3 separate regions of the Mus musculus genome follow, and all the other regions are linked to region 1. A link is a loop called in an ENCODE intact Hi-C map of the cell type or tissue named here. Cell type or tissue: heart. All regions are shown on one strand. Region 1 overlaps Tgfbr2 (transforming growth factor, beta receptor II). Region 2 has its middle 8.7 kb from the start of Gm31559. Region 3 has its middle 2.9 kb from the start of D730003K21Rik.

Evidence for each region. A loop is a pair of places that touch in the nucleus more often than their neighbours do. Peaks named below come from ENCODE experiments on the same cell type or tissue, not always from the same donor. Only the 100,000 strongest peaks of a DNase experiment are listed, where the experiment ranks them.
Region 2: a loop joins it to region 1, with 8 times the contacts of the local background. A loop is called at or near these places in 18 of 42 quality-filtered maps.
Region 3: it touches region 1 in a loop (2.6-fold over the local background); 7 of 42 quality-filtered maps call a loop at or near these places.

What each region holds. Positions count from the first base shown.
Region 1 is chr9:116,086,912-116,089,411 of GRCm38, forward strand. It overlaps Tgfbr2 (transforming growth factor, beta receptor II), which reads right to left. Exons shown (of 8, transcript NM_009371.3): 8 at 784-2,500. Among named protein-coding and RNA genes, the nearest start is that of Gm31014, 34 kb to the left of the region's middle. In heart, CTCF peaks have their summits at 1,172 (motif pointing right) and 2,223 (motif pointing left); a DNase peak (open chromatin) is centred at 1,180.
Region 2 is chr9:116,382,963-116,385,462 of GRCm38, forward strand. No RefSeq gene overlaps it. Among named protein-coding and RNA genes, the nearest start is that of Gm31559, 8.7 kb to the right of the region's middle. In heart, a CTCF peak has its summit at 1,468 (motif pointing left); DNase peaks (open chromatin) are centred at 569, 1,089 and 1,459; H3K4me3 peaks cover 739 bases; H3K27ac peaks cover 1,130 bases.
Region 3 is chr9:116,323,210-116,325,709 of GRCm38, forward strand. No RefSeq gene overlaps it. Among named protein-coding and RNA genes, the nearest start is that of D730003K21Rik, 2.9 kb to the right of the region's middle. In heart, no CTCF peak of the experiment used is centred here; DNase peaks (open chromatin) are centred at 962 and 1,272; H3K27ac peaks cover 1,079 bases.

The DNA of each region.
Region 1 (2,500 bases):
GTTATAAGCATATTATATCACCTGTGGCTTTTTCTGCCTCAAATCTGAAGGCCAAGCTCATTTCCTCATGCTTATACAACTGCCTTATCTCTCCTGGATTGTTTTTAAAGAGACATGAGTCTGTTGTAAAATACCCCACCCCTGACACACACACACACACACACACACACACACACACACACACACACACGCTCACACTCACACACTCCACAAGCTGTCTCCATCAGAGCACTGTGACTACCCACAAGAGACCTCCAAGACGGGGCTGTTGCCATATTCTCTCCCAGAAGCAGAGGTCATCAGACCCTTCCCTTAGATCCCACCCACACTTTTCTATACCTTCCTCCCGGATGTCTGTCTTTCTGGCCAAGCTGCAAGTGATTCTATGGTCTCAGGATGAGCTAGCGTGTGTGGGGACAGGGAGGCTAACAGAAGGGCGCTTAGTCTGTGCAGCTCTGGGGAAGTCAGCGTTCATGTGGGGGTGAAACTCTGTGGGTGATTCACACTCCTGGAACTTGCCCTGTATCAGACTCTGTTAGTAAGCATGACAACTTGTTTGCTTGACAAGTGGGACTTTGACGGGATCTTTACTTTGTTCTGTCCCTGGTGACACAATCTGAGGTGATCAGACATGGCACATCTGCTCAGGGAAATGCGCTCACAGTACTACTCATGGACAATCCATGTGGAAGAGCACAAAAGGACATTTTTGGCCATGCTGAAGAATAGTCTGGTGTGTGAAGTGGGTTTAGCTACTGGGGACAGCAACAAGAGGCAAGGTGGTCTGCGGACTTTGGATTTATTTGATCTACTAGACATTTTTATTTATATAAAAGACAAACACTGCATAGATTGAAAATAAGTGCTTTAGGTTTTGATATAAAAAGAATATTGTGCATTCATTCACATTCCTATTTGAATACATGAATATGGCCGAAGTGTTCAATAAAAGAATAAAACTTTCCCTTTATGTAGAGTAGTGAACAAGAGTCAACACTTTGAGGAATGACAGCGATGCTATTCCTTGGTCTTTTTCTTGAATAAAGAAAAGAAATGACATAAACAAAACAAGCCACAGTAACATGACACCATATTCCAGTTTCTGATGATGACCCGGAAGTGAAGTCACTTTTGAACCCTAGAAATCCCACTAGTGGACCAGCATTCTGTAAATTCCCCGCTAGAGGGCGGTGAACAACAGCTACTGGGTTAGCACTGGCAATCCAAAAGAAGCAAGTGGGCTTGGGGGTTTCCATGGTGTTCGAAGCCACAGAACACATAGATTTTTGTCCTACCCCCAATTTGACCATGTTGACCAAACAGAACAAAAGGCCCCCTTGGTGGTTCTCCAATCATGCTCCTATTTGGTTGAAAATAAGTCGCTTCAAAAACACAATTTCTTAACAAGACAGACTTTGGTTTGCAACATCCACATTTGTTGGGGGATTAACAAGTTTCCTTTTAAAGCTCATTCCCTGCTCTCATCCAAGTGGACACAGAGTCCCTGTCTCTACACAGGAGTCCTGTGTGACCCCTGTTCAAATATGCACTTGTAATTTCTGCCAAGGTTAGGACCATGCAGAGACCAGTAGCCATAAAGAAAGATTCTTAGAGCAGAGAGGTTCCCTTGCAGAGGCAGATGAAACTTATTATGCATACAAAGAGCCCTGACCTAATGAGGTCACACACAGGTGGTCTCCTGATGTCCAATTTATGTCAATTTCAAATCATAACATCAGATAAGTTTTGTGCAATCCAATCTGTTCCCAGAACAGGGTGAAATGAATGCACATTTCTAGTGTGTGCACGTGTGTGTGGGTGTTCGTGGGTGCACCTGTGATGGAGACCAGAAGTCAGTCAATGTCAGATGTTCCTCAGGGTGCTGCTCACCCTGCTTTGGAGACAATCTTCCTAGCCCTGGGCTTCCAGGGGTGTTCGTCTTCCCAGGGCTGAGATGATAAGAGTGCCCCACTGAACATGACTTTTGTCGTGGGTTCTGGAGGGGTTGAACTCAGGTCGTCTTGCTTGTGGTGCAACCATTTTTACTTGCTATCTCTCCATGCTCACGAACGCACTTTTCTTACAATGGATCCTGACTGGAAGCAGCTTTCATTTCCAGACTGGGGTGGGTGTGAGTAATGGGAAGTCTGGAGGCTTAGGAGTGAGCAGTGAGGCAGCTGCAGCCATGCCCTTCTTGCTGGAAATGATGCCCCCTGGGGGCGGAGCTAGGAACCACCTCCTCTGCTTATTGGGGAATCTAAGCTTCTCTGCAACCTCCCAAATAGTTCTAAAGAAGCTCAACTAACTTTTTCGACAGTGTGTTGATCGAGGAAAAGGAGGGTTCAAAGAGTCCCCGGACACAGCTGTACAGTATGGGCAGCGTGCGCCATTCAAATCCTGTCCGCTATTTGGGAGGCTGGGATAATGGAACCCACTGGTGTTGCCATGGCAAGCTGGAAGACCCAGCAGCAGAGCGACAAAAATTAAACACAGTGAGGCT
Region 2 (2,500 bases), 300 kb after region 1:
ACAAGGGATGCAGAGCAGCCTTGTGAGTCTCAGTAGCTCTTGGGTGGGACATGTGGCATATCTGTTGGATCTTAAAAATGGTTTTAAATGTTGGGCTAATATTGTGAACCTTAACAGGTAGGATCCCTGGTATGTCCCCGAGAAGAGAATTGTGTGAGTAATCTTGGGTTTAAGAGAGCCTTTTTTGGGGGGTAGTGAATTTGTTTGTTTATTATTGAGGCTGTCCAAGGGGGGCCTTGATCTTGATATGTATTAGATTATTCCTTATGATCTTCAGGCTGCCACCTCCTCCACCCCTTCTGGCTTCTCCATCTTCCGAGCTCTGGGATCATAGACACATGTGTCAGTGTGTCAGGTTTTTGTGGTGTCTCCATTGCTCTGCAACTTAGCCCCTTACTTAAGACAAGGATTCTTAGGGGGTGACCCCAGAGCTGCAATGTCAGCATCATCTTGGGAGTTCCTTTGCTATGCAAATTCCTGGGCCACGTTCCAGCCCAGAAATACACTCAATCAGAAACACAGCGGACCGTTTTCAATGAGCCTCCAGGTGATGGTGGTTGGCATGCACACTCACGGACTGTGGACTGGAAGAGGAGAGCGGCATGCCTTTCCCATGAGTCACCTGATAGGACTTGGATTTATTGCTTTCAGGTGTTTTAAGTCGAGGGTAATTCAGCCAGCGGCATGTTAACACATTGCCCACAGCATAAAGAGAGAGTAAAATTTATCCCTCCACCCGAAGCTCATACTAAAGTGGTCTCCTCCTTCTTTGTTGCATTCCATGCAAGTGATACAAAACACACGCTGACCTCAACTATTTTCTAAGAAATTTGATAGGGGAAAACAACAAACCCGGGGACTCCACCTCTCCCTAGACGCTGCCGCTGTTTCTAACTGGCTTGAGCACTTGTGCCTGGCTGCTTGTGCTCTGGAGGTATCTGATGTCTCCGTGCCAGTGTAGCCCCCAGAAACACCAGCTCGGCTTCGGCTTTCCGCAGGGCTGTCTCGCAGAGAGTTCTTGATGGGGTATGCCTGAGATGCTGGCGAGAGTCTAACACAGGAATGCTGGCTCTGCTGGCTCTGCTGGCTCTGTTGTTCACACTGGCCAGGCTTGGCAGGACACCTTTCTTTAGGTTCTGCTGAATTACTTTTCTCACTCTGGTCGAAAAGCAGCTTAAAGGAGAACCAGTTTATTTTGCTTCATGGCTTAAGGGGTGGGGATGGGGGTGGGGGTAGGGGTACGGCTGGGAGTGGGGAACAGTCCTTCCAGATGGCGAATACAAGAAGGCAGGATCTTGAGGGAGCTGGTTCTTAGGAATGGTCCCTTCTCTGTTAGGGAGCAGAGAATGAAGTGAGACCGGAAATGCTTTCATAAAACCTCAAGGCCAGCCTACAGTAACCCACTTCCTCCAGTGAGGCTTCACCACCTACAAGGTTCCACAACCCTCCCTAACAGCGCCACCAGCTGGGGCCGTGTTCAAACACAGGAGCCTAAGAGATGTGTCTCATTCAAATCATCACAAGCTCTAAATTGTGCTCACAGTGCGCCAGCCGGGGCTCTACGGCCTGGTGCCTCAGAGTCTTGATATAGAAGGCACGCTATTGTAGCATTGCCAGGGCTAAGCCAGTGCCTCTACTCCCCGGAGGGGTCATTCGACACTCTAGTCTCGGGAAAATCACTATCCCCGTGAGTGAGCTCTGCTTTTCCAACACATTATTTTGTTTCATAGACGACTTATGAATACAATCAAACACCCCTAGTACCTGAAAGAACGCATAAGTCATAAATAACTTCCTTTGTGTTCTTTGCCGAGAAATACCACCTAGCTTCCTCAATCCCACAGAGGTGGGCCACGCATTCCTTACTGGCCATCTGGAACAGTGGAAACCTTCAGACTGTGGAGAAGTCAGCCACACCCACATTTCCAAACACGTCGTTAGACCCCAAAGCAGAAGGCTCGTGATTACACCCCACAATCAGCTCTGAGGCTCTGAACAGACCACCCATCTCTCGCTACACATGGTGGTAACTGCTGTGGGTGTTACTTAGCTCTTCCAACATGGAAGTATATTATATATACTAGATAATACAGTATAATATAGAAAATATTCCATGTAGAGCTATTGTGGGTTTGTAAAATGAGTTACATTATAGATCAAGGATTGTGAACTCCAGTATTAAGTTGGTTTTCTATTTCTATTAAAAAAAAAAAAGGAAGGAAGGAAGGAAGAAAGAAAGAAAGAAAGAAAGAAAGAAAGTCTAAGTAAAAGACCAGTAAGATTGCCCAATGAACAAAAGTGCTTGCTGCCAAGACTGATGGCCTAAGTTTGGTCTCCCAACTCTCAAAGTTGCCTTCTGACCTCCACTCATAGTCTGTGGACACACACACACACACACACACACACACACACACACACTTCACTTCCTTCTTGTTAGGAGCTCACAAGGCATCTATCTGATATGTACCCCAAAATCGTGGCAACCATCATTCTAGAGCTC
Region 3 (2,500 bases), 240 kb after region 1:
AAATCAGTTAATATAGCCCTGGATCTGCCCACTCTAGGCACATGGTTTGTAAATAAAATACCTGGATGATGTGTCTTTTATATGGGCTTATTAGGATCATAAATTTCTACTACAAATCTAGACAATAGAATTCTGCACTGAGGATGAAGCAGGCATGTGGTGAGCTAGTGCCAGGCTGCCTGTCTCCCTCGAAGCTAGGGGTGTTACAGCTGCTCAAGGTAGGCAGAATGCAGTCCAAGATAGGGCTCTCCTGATATCATTCTCTGTGAAATCAAAACAGATACATTCTGAGGCTCCCTGGTCTAGCCTGAACAAAAGGTCTGCAGGGCTCTGATCTGGCCAGAACAGCCAACGTGTTGCCACTCTCTGAAGAGAATCCCATGCTGGGGAGGTAGCCAGGGTTTCTCCCACTACCATAGCAGCGCCAATGCCAGCATCAGCAGTGGTGGCAAGCGGTGGTGGTCAGCATTGAGCAGCCAGAAGCCACAGCCGCAAGCCCCAGGGGCACGAGCCCATGCTTGGTGGATCCGAGGTGCAGCAATGAATTCTTCGGAAGAGAAAACTCTTTCCCAGAGTGTTGCAGCTCAATAAGACAGTCTCTCTCTCAGACGATTCTTGGTGAAATAACTCGTGTACTTCATTGCATGTAGGTTAGGACCTTCTAAACACTTTAGGAGTACATCCAGGGGTAGGCGTTTCCCATTGTCTCAGTCTGAGATGTTAGAGATGTTCTATCTGTATGGGGAAGGACTTCAGGGGTTCTCCCTGCATGACTGATTGCCATGGCTCTCTCAGTGGGGTGTCATAGTTACATGTTCCAGAACAAGTAAAGCTTGGCAGGGAGCTGGCCCCACTCCTGCTGTCCTGAGATTCCCCAGGGTCTGAGCCTGCTCAACTTTACCAGTGCTTCTGTCTGGTGCTACGGTCCACTTGTCCCACAAGCTGGGATTGCAGCAGATCACGCAGGACTAGTAAGTCGGAGAAGTGAGTCCCAGGCTAGCCAGAGTTATATGGTAAGACCTCCCTTCCCCCCAAATAAATATCCTTTGAGAAGTACCAGAAAGGTATGTGGCCACCACAAAGCAGGCCTGCTACTGAATGCTACAGCTCTACCTGGTAAGAGCTTTACAGATGACGCCTTCGGGAACTGTTGGGTGCAGAACACAGAACGTGCATTTATGAGCCTGGGGGATGTGTCTGCTTTCCAGCTGCTGTGAACAGTCAGACTTGCCTTGTGAAATGGCACCCAGAATGCTTAGCGTTGTTCCACTGGGACCTATGGTCCCCAGAGAGGGCTATTCTGGGAGAGAATGCAGAGCAGGGGTAGGGGAGTGGCACAGGGCTGAAGTGTTGCTTGATGCTGTGTGATCCCTGGTGCCCTATTCCTGTAAGTTCCTTGGCATGTCACCTAGTCCCTAGTAAACAAGACCTCCCAACATGTGACCCAAGAGTGAATGAACAAACAGCTATTCCCCAAACAAAAGGAAATGCCTAACGATCCACTATCTTCCTCTACAGAGTTCTTAACACAGTAGGCCACAAACCCTGCCTGCTTGTCCTAGCTATTAGCAATAGGATGTCTGACCTTTCACAGGGTACAGAGTGGGAAGCATGAGACTTTCAGTTCACCCTCAGTCATAGCCACTTGCAAACTGGGTACCAGCGGATTCACATAGAACAGAGGTGTCTGTGTGTGCTGGTGGGAGGGGAGGTCTGGGTATGACCTCTGTTTATATTTTCTTTTCCCATGTAGCTTTTAAAACTTTAAAGTATGTGCTTTGAATGAGATATTTAATAAACTAATAATATTAATTCCCATTTCTGCCTCCAGGGATATTAACCTGAGATTATTTCCAACCAGAAACAAATGTTTATTGTACTATGTTGGGATTAAAGCCATAGCAGCTATTCTGTCTTCTTGTGTGTTTCCATATATAGACCATAGAACATTGCCCATGGGAGGGGGGGGGGGGGAGAGCATGTTAACGTCATCACACTCACGGGCCTGAGAGCGTGATAGGCATGTGGGCAAGCTGTAGCTCTTAGCTCATTTTCAAGACAGATCTATTGCATTTTTAGGGAATACTCCATTCTGTTTCTTGGTTCAGATATAGCTTCCTTAGACCACAGGGAGGCGAACATTTTCTAGAAAGGTCTATAGTAGATGTTATATGATATGGAAAAACTGGTTTGTTTCTTCTGTGACACCTCAGCCATGCTAACTGTGGTCTCCACAGATAATATACAAAGGAGGATAGTGACCGTGTGCTAACACAGCTGCATGTGTGAACATTGCTTTCTTGAACTACATATAACCCATATGAACTATTACAAAATAAAAATAATACGATAAGCATTCTTTCTTTATCTTTACATGTTTGTTTCCTTTTCCATTCACCCCCCCCCCCAACTTTTATTTCTGACCATTTTATGTATGGGTAAAACGTACTATGATCACATGTACCTGCCCATGACCCTCTCCCTTAACTATCCCATACTT